Linked DNA regions of Homo sapiens: region 2 is linked to region 1. Evidence: chromatin loops called from intact Hi-C (ENCODE). Cell type or tissue: PC-9. All regions are shown on one strand. Links, peaks and the distances in the headings refer to the core of each region. The heading gives the core; the rest is flanking DNA. Region 1 overlaps SIN3A (SIN3 transcription regulator family member A). Region 2 overlaps SIN3A (SIN3 transcription regulator family member A).

Region 1 (5,384 bases), core at 292-5,291:
ACGTTTCTGACAGCTGCTGAGGACAAATAATTTAAAATGTCTTAGCTAGTTATGCTTTCCTATGTTTTTCTAGCATGAAATAGCATGTTTAGCTTAGTATTCAAAAACCTTTTAGACATATTAAGAGGTTGAGTATATAGATTTATGCATGTTATTTGCCACTAATCAACTACGAACACTAAACCTCAGCGTGTTTTGGGATGAGGAACTGAGTCTAATCACAGGTAGAGTAAAATGTCTTTTTAGCTATTTCTTATATACGTTCATGACTTTCAGTGGTTTGGTCTTGGGTTCTGTTGGTTTAAAACTGATGCTTAACTCATCGGAGATTAACCTCTGTAACCAAAAATGAAGTCAATACTTTATTGGCCGGATGCAGTGGCTCACACCTGTAATCCCAGCACTTTGGGAGGCTGAGGCAGGCAGATCACCTAAGGTCGGGAGTTTGGGACCAGCCTGGCCAACATGGTGAAACCCTGTCTCCAGTAAAAATACAAAAATTAGCCAGGTGTGATGGCGCACACCTGTAAAACCTGCTACTTGGGAGGCTGAGGCATGAGAATCGCTAGAATCCAGGAGGCAGAGGTTGCATGAGGGGAGGTCCCACCACTGCACTCCAGCCTGGGCAACAGACTGAGACTCTGTCTCAAAAAAAAAAAAAAAAAAAAATTATAGAAATGTTATGATAGGGCAGCACTGGGTTTAAAAAACAAAAACTTCATAGGCTGGTCACAGTGGCTCACACCCGTAATCCCAGCACTTTGGAAGGCCGAGGTGGGTGGATCACCTGAAGTCAGGAGTTCGAGACCAGCCAGGCCAACATGGTGAAACCCAGTCTCTACTAAAAATACAAAATTAGCTGGGCATGATGGCACGCATCTGTAATCCCAGCTACTTGGGACGCTGAGACGGGAGAATCGCTTGAACCTGGGAGGCGGAGGTTGCAGTGAGCAAATTCGCACCACTGCACCCCAGGCTGGGGGACAGCGCGACTGTCTCAAAAAATAACAACAACAAAAAAAAACTTTATAAATAATAAGCCAAAATCAGATGTGAAGAGCACGGCACGACTATAGAAAAAACACTAGAGTACCTTTTAAGAACTGGATTCTGTTGGATGGGAGAATGTTTGAGGGCAAAAAATAAAAACAAACAAAAAAGAACTGGATTCTACTCCAAACTCTATCTACCATGAAGCTTTCTAATTTTGGCCCTGTTTTCAAACAGGGGCAAAAGGAGGGGATCAGCCTACATTAGTGATTTCCAAATGCTGGTTTATGAACCAGTCTATAAGGAAAAAGAAGATTGTAGTGAGCTTTTCATACATTAAGTATTACAGTACTATGGTTTATTCTGATATCATACTCTATCTTTTGGCTGTTAAAATATCGTTTCTTTTATTAAGTGATTGGGATTTCATATGGTACTTAACTTCATCCACCTCCAGAGTTTGCTTTCCATACCACCTCTACAACACTACAGAGGCTGAACTTTCTCTGAACCATACTTTATTCCTTTAACAATTACCACTCATAGGCCGGGCGTGGTGGCTCACGAGATCAGGAGATCGAGACCATCCTGGCTAACATGGTGAAACCCCGTCTCTACTAAAAATACAAAAAATTAGCCAGGCGTAGTGGCGGGCACCTGTAGTCCTAGCTACTCGGGAGGCTGAGGCAGGAGAATGGCGTGGACCGGGAGGCAGAGCTTGCAGTGAGCCGAGATCATGCCACTGCACTCCAGCCTGGGCGACAGAGCAAGACTCCATCTCAAAAACAACAACAACAAACAAACAAACAAACAATTACCACTCAAAGTTCTATTCCTAACTCTCTCTCAAATAAATTGCTTCCGCTCTAATCATACCTCCTGGTTTCAGGCCCTGATCATCCTTCACAACAACCTTATAAGCAAGGTGTTCTCTAATTTATGAATGAGGAAACTGAAAAACAAAGATTAAGTAAACTGCCCAAGGTTGCACAGCTAGTAAGAGGCAAAGCTGTGATATAAATCCAGGAAATCTGTCTCCAGAGCCTGGCTCTTAACTACTTCACTACCTTACCTCTCACAGAAGAGAAGAAGTGAAGGAAGAATCCCTTTACTTATTTAAGGCACACATGCAGGGAGCAAGTTCAGCTTTTTTTAACCTTTCACACACTTAGCTAACTCATCCTTCTTCAGCCTAAACCTAATAAAGCAGAAATGCTTTAGTAGCATTCATTCATTAAAAGCAAATGTTCAGTGAGTAGATATGAAGTTGGTAGATGATTTCAGCCCTTGCCCTCTAAAACCATATATAGCCTCACTAGTAATAAAAAACGTGTAAAGTAGGCCGGGCGCGGTGGCTCATGCCTGTAATCCCAGCGCTTTGGGAGGCCGAGGCAGGCGGATCACTTGAGGTCAGGAGTTCAAGACCAGACCGGCCAACATGGTGAAACCCTCCCTCTACTAAAAATACAAAAATTAGCCGGGTGTGGTTGTGGGCGCCTGTAATCCCAGCTACTCAGGAGGCTGAGGCACGAGAATCACTTGAACCTGGGAGGTGGAGGTTGCAGTGAGCCGAAATCGCGCCACTGCACTCCAGCCTGGGCAATAGAGTGGAACTGTCTCAAAAAAAAAAAAAATAAAAGGTCAGGCGCCGTGGCTCACACTTGCAATCCTAACACTTTGGTTCGCCGAGGCGAGTGGATCACCTGACGTCGGGAGTTTGAGACCAGCCTGATCAACATGGAGAAACTCTGTCTCTACTAAAAACACAAAATTAGCCGGGCATGGTGGTGCATGCCTGTAATCCCAGCTACTCGAGAGGCTGAGGCAGGAAAATCGCTTGAACCTGGGAGGCAGAGGCTGCAGTGAGCCGAGATCGCGCCACTGCACTCCAGCCTGGGCAACAAGAGCAAAACTCCGCCTCAAGAAAAAAAAAAGTAATTTACTCCAAAGCAATTTAAAAAAAAAAAAGATGACAGTGTGGGTAAGGATACAGGGAAACACTGATGGAGGAGGCTTTAATTGGTACAGCCTATTTAGCTGGCAACTTGTAGGTATTTATTAAAATTTTAAATGTGCATACCCATCCCATGCATATTATGGAAAACTATGTAAGAATCAGATCAAAGTTTATCCACGAGTATAAGAAATGAACTCTAAAACATACTAGATTTTGGAATACTGAAACTATCAATTCCACTTTCAGGCCTGTATCCTACACATCTGCTGAGTATATTTATTGCAGCAAAATATGAAAATCTAAATATCTATCAGCTAAATAAATGTGATCATGCATATTATGGAAAACTATGTAGGAATCAGAAAGATCAGGGTTTATCCACAAGTACAAAGAATGAACTCTAAGACATATTAAGTGAAAACAGCAGGCTAGGCCGGATGCAGTGGCTTACGCTTATAATCCCAGCACTTTGGGAGGCCGAGGCGGGTGGATCACCTGAGTTTGGGAGTTCGAGACCAACCTGACCAACATGGAGAAACCCTGTCTCTACTAAAAACACAAATATTAGCTGGGCGTGGTGGCGCATGCCTGTAATCCCAGTTACTCAGGAGGCTGAGGCAGGAGAATCACTCGAACCCAGGAGGTAGAGGTTGAGGTGAGCCAAGATGGCGCCACTGCACTCCAGCCTGGGCAACAAGAGTGAAACTACGTCTCAAAAAAAAAAAAAAAAAGAAGAAGAAAACAGTAAGCTATAGAATACATACAGCATGATCTCATGTATGTATATATACACATACAAAATGTACTAAAGATTTGTACATTTCATTGTATGTAAAATTTGCATTGAAAGAAAAATGTGCCTGGGCACAGTGATTCATGCCTGTAATCCCAACACTTTGGGAAGCTGAGGCTCAAGGATGGCTTGAGCCCAGGAGCTGGAGACCAGCCTGGGCAACAATGGGATGACCCTGTCTCTACAAAATAAAGAAACAATTAGCTGGAAGTGGTGGCGCACAACTATGGTACTAGCTACTCCAGTGACTGAAGTGGAAGGATCTCTTGACCTCAGAAGTTGAGGCTGCAAGGTTGTAGTGAGCAGTGATAACGTCACTGCACTCCGGCCTGGGCAACAGAGTGAGACTCTGTCTCAAAAAAAAAACAAAAAAAACAAAAAAGAAAAAGACAAAGAAAAAACATGCTAGCCACGCACAATGGCTCACAAAGTGCCTGTAATCCCAGCACTTTGGGAGGCCGAGGCAGGCGGACCTCTTGAGCACAGGAGTTCAAGACCAGCCTGGGCAACATGGCGAGACTCCATCTCTACAAAAAATACAAAATTAGCCATGCATGGTGGCATGTACCTGTAATCCCAGCTATTTAGGAGGCTGACGTGGGAGGATCATGTGAGTCCAGGAGACAGAGGCTGAGGTGAGCTGAGATCTCGCTACTGCACTCGAGCCTGGACAAAAAAGAAAAATGCTATAAACAATATTAAACTCTAGATAATGATAAACATGCTCAAGTGCTTAGATGAAGTATACTAATGTCTGCAATTTATTTTGAAATACATCAAAAAATCAGATTCATTGATGGAGCGATGGATAGATGGACAGGCATATGTTAAACCTAGTAGTAGAAAAATGATAATGGTAAAATCTAGGTAGTGTGTATATGGGTGTTCATTATATTTACTAAAATTCTATCAACTTTGTTGTGTATTTGGAAATTTTCTTGATAAAGTCTTGGAAAAAAACATCCACAGGTTCTGAGGATTAGGAAAAAAAAAAACAGGAAGAAAAGCCAACAATACAAACCAGCTCTTGAGTGGAAAAAATAAGTACTATAAATTGGGAAAGGGATACAGACAGGTACACTTGGGAAGACTCTATAAAGGTAAATATTCAGCTACATCTTGAAAATTAGAGATGAATTAGAACACAGGGGTATAGAGCATGAAATTAAAATAGTAAGTTTAGACTTGCAGGCAATAGTTATTTACAATCTTTGCCAAGTCATTCATCCCACAAATAATTAGCAAGTGCTTAAGACATGCCTGGCCCTGTGCGGAGGGTTAGAAGTCCAGCACTGAGCCAGAGATTTCCTCCCCGACAACAGCCAAGTCTTCCATGTATGACTGCTATCAGCTGATGTCCTCCTCGCAACAATCCTGTCAGATAGGCAGTCCCAGAACCCTTTTTTTTTTTTTGCAATAGCATACCATTATGTCCACCAGGCTGGAGTGCAGCAGGGCTATCACGGCTCACCGCATCCCCAACCTCCTGGGCTCAAGTAATCCTCCCACCTCAGCCTCCCAAGTAGCTGGGACATAGGCAGCGCCACCATATCTAACTTTTGTATTTTTTGTAGAGACAGGGTCTCGATATGCTGCCCAGGCTGGTCTCCAACTCCTGGCCTCAAACAATCCTCCTGTCTTGGC
Region 2 (5,384 bases), core at 229-5,228, 45 kb before region 1:
CGCTTTGGGAGGCTGAAGTAGGTGAATTGCTTGAGCCCATAAGTTTGAGGCCAGCCTGGACAACATGGCAAAACTCCATCTCTACAAAAAATACAATAAATTAGCCGGTGTGGTGGCCCCTTTGGTCCCAGCTACTTGGGAGGCTGAGGTAGGAGGTCAAGGCTACAGTGAGCTGATCACACCACTGCACTCCAGCCTGGGCAATAGAGTGAGACCCTGGGTTGGAAAAAAAAAAAAAAAAAAAGTCACTGTTTTGGGGTTTTCTGGATGAAACCTGTTTCCATTAAAAAAAAAAAAAAAAAGCGGGGGGTGGGTGGAGATAGTATTTATTACTGATTCAAAATCATAACCAGATACAGTAAATAATTGTAACTATTGTTTCGAAAACCAACCTCAGAATTATTAAAAGTTAGTTTTATTGGATTTTTTTTTTAAGCTGTGCTGGTGGTATGAAAGACTTCGTTCCTAGCTGAAGCAGCAGCAAGCCTGTAATCAGCAACATAAGCACAGGGTAACTGGAGTCTGTATTTTATATAAATTTCAGGGAAGTTAAGGAAGATTAGTCTGAAAAAGTATGACTATGGGTGACTATGTATCCATCTAATGATTTCTGCCAGTTACCATCCAGACCTCTTATGGGAAGGCCTAACAACTTCTTCAACTTATTGGAAACAACTATCTGACAACTTTCCCCCAGATGTTAAGGTTCATTTATATGAAGGGCTCTTCCTCAATCCTGTGTAGATACTGTGGGAGGAGTACAGAGGCATGCACCCTTCCAAAACCAAGGCAAAAGCATGGGTACTTTGCAAAGAATTCAATATTTTAGCCCAAGAGAACATTAAGCAACAAGCTCTTTCCTTCTACAGTGGCAGTGTGGATTCTAGAATTAGAAATTGCTTTTTACAAGTTTTCACTTAAGTACTTCACCGCCTTTCTGCTGAGCTATTCTATGGAAGAGGGCTGTAGGTAGCCACGGTACCCAGGTGGAACAGCATGATCCTAAAGCCCTACTTCCACAAGGAATCGCAGTGGCCCATGGCCACGTGGTTCAACCAGCCAGCCCAGAAGATCTGCAGATGCAAGCAAAAGTATACCACATTGACCTGCACCCTGCATCTGGACCCATCTGACCCATGGTAAGCTGCCCCACAGTGAGGTACCACACCAAAGTACAAGCTGGCAGGGGCTTCAGCTTAGAAGAGTTAAGGGTGACCAGCATCCACAAGAGGGTGGCATTAGTACACCATGTCCCTGTGGGCCAATGTTCAGCACCTGAAGGAGTTAAGACTCCAAGCTCAACCTCTTCTCCAGGAAGCTCTTAGCCCCCAAGAAGGGAGACAGTTCTGAAAAACTCAAATCAGCCACCCAGCTGACAGGACCAATAATGCCCATATAGTACGTCTATAAGAAGGAGAAAGCTGGAATCATCACTAAGAACTTTAAGGTATTTGCCAGTCTTCACACAGCCCACATCAATTTTCAGCTCTTTGGCATATGGGCAAAAAGGGCCAAGGGAGCCACAGAACAGGATGCTGAAAAGGAAAAATGAAGCCCTGCTGGGGACTTGCAGTCAATCAGCAGTAGAGCTGGGTCTCCAGAAAAAGAAAAAAGCAGTTAACCAACAATCTCTCTGGGAGTTCAGAACTCAAGTCCAAGAAGTAGAAATGTGACTATCTGTTACAAGCTATTTTTTATATCATTGTTGTAAAGAACAACATGTTTACAAGTTCCCAGGGTGCCACAGGAAGAACACACAAAACCAACCAGAAACCTAACTTAGAGGGAACCGCAGATGAGTGAGGTGGGCAGAGTATTATAAAAGATGTTATGTGAACCCTTTCTTATAAAAAGAATTTCAAATATTAAACAATGCAAGTACATAAGAGTTACCAACACCTTGACCAGGCGCAGTGGCTCGTGTCTATAATCCCAGCGCTTTAAGAGGCCAAGACAGGAGGATCACTTGAGACCAGAAGTTCAAGACCAGCCTGGGCAAAACAGTGACACCCTGTCTCTATTTAAGGAAAAAAAAAAAAAACTTACCAACACCTATGGAAGACGCAATGTTCCACACTGTGTGCTTACCCATGGCAGACAAGGTAAGAGATAGACAAGTTGTGCAGGAAGCTGGGGTCAGGACCACTGCACTCTACAGGTGGCCAGCAAGAAAGGATATGGGGTAGGCAGGCTCATACACTGCAACTTTGTTAACATGAGAAATCAGGCATCACATTAACCTCCCCTCCTCTCTTCAGAACCCTACGTTCATAAACACTGTTATATGAAAAAGTTGCCTTTCCTTTTCCTTGCGTGGCCCATCTCTAGGTAAGGATTTCTTCCCTTACTCACCCTAGCCTCCTCCATGCCCTCACCTGTCTGACAATGCTCTGGATCAGTTTGTCCATGGTAAAGGCAATGTAGGCATGAATGGTGAACATCTCTCTCAGTGAATCTTCATACTGTGATGAGTCTATGTTGCCATCCAGCAGGCTCCGCACCATGTCCAGGAAAGCTGGGTAATAATCTTCTACATCAACATCCACTGTGGGAGAGATGGGATTGGTGAGGCCTTACCTTGCTAAGAAAAGACTAGGGATAGAGTACAGGGCAAATCCCACAGCTGGCCTAAATGGCATTTGAAAGTATGAACACTAGGTATTCAAAATATACTCACTCATTCCAATGTAAACAGAGATGAATTCCGACAGGTGACTACAATCACCAGCACTATCAGAGTGACTCTGCAACTTTAACAGTGGCTTCTAATATTCTGACTACCATGCTAGAAAGATACTTCTTTATGGTACTGCTGGGCCACTTTCAGAGAGGAAAATATCCTAGGGAAGCCAGTCCTTCAAAGAGCTGTTGGCTCCCCTGCTGAGAGAGGAACCTACTCTCCCAGCCTGCACAAGAGCATTCCTCACATGGGTCACTTGCTCATAAAGCTATTTCAATGAAGCATAAAGTACAGATGAGGAAAGGCAGACACAGCCATACTCCAGCACTGGGAAACCTCTTGGGAACACAAAAATAGGAGTGCAAATTAAATCCTTTATGAATAATGAAGTAATCTGCATTTGTCAAAGTCCTTTTGTTTAAAAATGGATTCGCTACGTTGTATTTCACAAATTGCATTAAATCATCTGTAGTTGCTGCACATGAATCATTTCAATCACTAGCTAGAATAAATCTCATCAGTTGTTAAAGACATTTGGCAACTAGCAGAGGGCACAAGGAGTATTAAAGAGTGCTGCCTTTAGCTTACTAAAGACCCATTTATATAAAGTTCAAAAATAGACAAATCTAATCTCTAGTGTTAGAAATCAACAAAGTGGAAAAAGGACTGGTTATCAGAGTACTGGTTATGTTTCGTTTCTTGAACATAGGTACGTCTAGTCTGTAAAAATTCACTGAGCTGCACAATTCTGATTTGTATACTTTTCTATATATACATGCCGTACCTTATATGTATTTTTTTGTAGAGATGGGGTCTCACTTATTAACCAGGCTGGTCTCAAACTCCTGGCCTCAAGTGATCCTCCCACATCGGCCTCCCAAAGTGCTGGGATTACAGGTGTAAGCCACTGCACCCGGCCTATACATTGCACTTCAACAAAAAGTTGACTAAAATGAAAAAAGTTACAAAACGAACTATTTGTCACTGACTAATTGGTTACTTGCTAGTTGTGTTTGTGCTGGAGAAAAAAGGCTAGGAGCAAAACCAAGTTGTCTCCATTTATCTGAAGTCTGACGAATTCATTAAAAAACAGGCAAAACAGGACAAATACTGTTTAAAAGAGGCAACTGGCTTGAGTTTCATCACAGACTATCACATTCTTTAGCTCCATAGAATAGGTATAGGCTATAGACTCCAAAATATACCACTGCTATGAAAACTGCTTTTATGCCAGAATAAAGTTTTGAGTCCAAACCACAGATTTGTCCAAACAAGCTGTGGTAAGTGTGAGGGTTGGCATTATCAGACAAGACAACATTATGTAAGCCTCAAACCAGGTTAAGTCAGTGGCCAAGCCAGGAATAGGCCATTTAATTTCTAATTTCTACCCAAGTAGATGGAATCACCACAATGAGATCTAAAATTTATCTCTTTCGAGCTAGGACTAGTCTAGATAAAAGCTTTCAGAATTATTTTTCAGTGTCATTAGCTCCTCAACAGATAGAAAGCTAGGGCCATATCTGGGCTTCCTACATCAGCAACACATAAAAAAAAAAAAAAAGAAGAAGAAGATACACTCCTCAGGTTGGCTATTTCCTTAAGAGCCCAGAAGAAATGCTTCATGAAAAAGCTTTTGGCTCACAGCTCAAGTACCTAATTTATGACGTGAACTGGAAGCAGGCAGCACAAAATTACATAAAGCACATGACAGCGTCCTGAACCCTCACTTACTTTCCTTTTCCTGAGTTCTACATCTTTATCCCTGTCCTGCCTGTTCTCCATGTCTCATATCACCTTTTGAGTTCCAGTCTCCTTTCCATAAACTATTTCTACATATTAAGAATGAGCCATAAACCCCACTGGTTAAACAGAAGTCCTGCTCAAAAATATGAGAAAATTCTGTTTTAAGCACTAGGAATTTATGTTCTGTCATGGATTGAAATTGGCTGTGACAGTTTAGTCTCTATCTGTACTTTGAAACAGATGGCAGTAACCCAGAAATCTGCCATTTGAGAAATTAACTGTGATACCCCCTTCCCAGGTGCGTCCACAGTACCAACCACTGACCAAGTGTCCATGATCTAAGCCCTGCATAGGATACTTTGCACAAAGCAACACCACAAGCAACTAGAGCCTCCATTTTTCAGATAAACAGGTTCAGAGAGTTTAACTACACAGACTCTAATGCCTGTGCTCTATTAATAAAAGAAGCAGTCCCAAGTCTAGGTGGCTCTAAGGTCCTCAACCTCACACATCCTCTGTAAATCAGAGGTCTCGGCACTCACTAGGTTCTTTGAGACGTAGCTGAATGGCAGGGCTGTCACTCTTGTCTCGCTTTATGCCCAGCACTTCCCGTTCCCATTCTCTCTCTCGGTTTTCTTCTTCAATTTGCCGTTCGGCTTGGGAACAAATCCGTAGCAGCCTCAGGCAGAGAATCTGGTGCAGTCGCATAAAAATATACCAGTTGTTGTTGACATAGAAGAGGTTGTATACTTCATCCATTCCTCTTAATTTTTGAGCTGCTGTGTTACTAAACAGTAACTTGGACTTAGGGGGACTGCCCCCAACACCATTGTGCTTCTTAACTGCCCCTGTGGCTTCATCTACATCCATCTCTTCTTCTTCCTCTTCCTCCACATCTGAGAGATCACCTCTTTGGGCAAAGAGCAAATCTGGAATAAAATGATGCATGATTTGTTTTATC

What was found. A loop is a pair of places that touch in the nucleus more often than their neighbours do. Peaks named below come from ENCODE experiments on the same cell type or tissue, not always from the same donor. Only the 100,000 strongest peaks of a DNase experiment are listed, where the experiment ranks them.
Region 2: a loop joins it to region 1, with 2.7 times the contacts of the local background. A loop is called at or near these places in 6 of 110 quality-filtered maps.

What each region holds. Positions count from the first base shown.
Region 1 is chr15:75,432,038-75,437,421 of GRCh38, forward strand. All of the region lies in intron 1 of SIN3A (SIN3 transcription regulator family member A), which reads right to left. Among named protein-coding and RNA genes, the nearest start is that of SIN3A, 17 kb to the right of the region's middle. In PC-9, for the core only: no CTCF peak of the experiment used is centred there; no DNase peak of the experiment used is centred there.
Region 2 is chr15:75,387,277-75,392,660 of GRCh38, forward strand. SIN3A (SIN3 transcription regulator family member A) reads right to left here. Exons shown (of 21, transcript NM_001145358.2): 15 at 4,966-5,384; 16 at 2,376-2,545. It also overlaps the pseudogene RPL13P4. Among named protein-coding and RNA genes, the nearest start is that of MAN2C1, 21 kb to the left of the region's middle. In PC-9, for the core only: no CTCF peak of the experiment used is centred there; a DNase peak (open chromatin) is centred at 2,835; H3K27ac peaks cover 3,477 bases.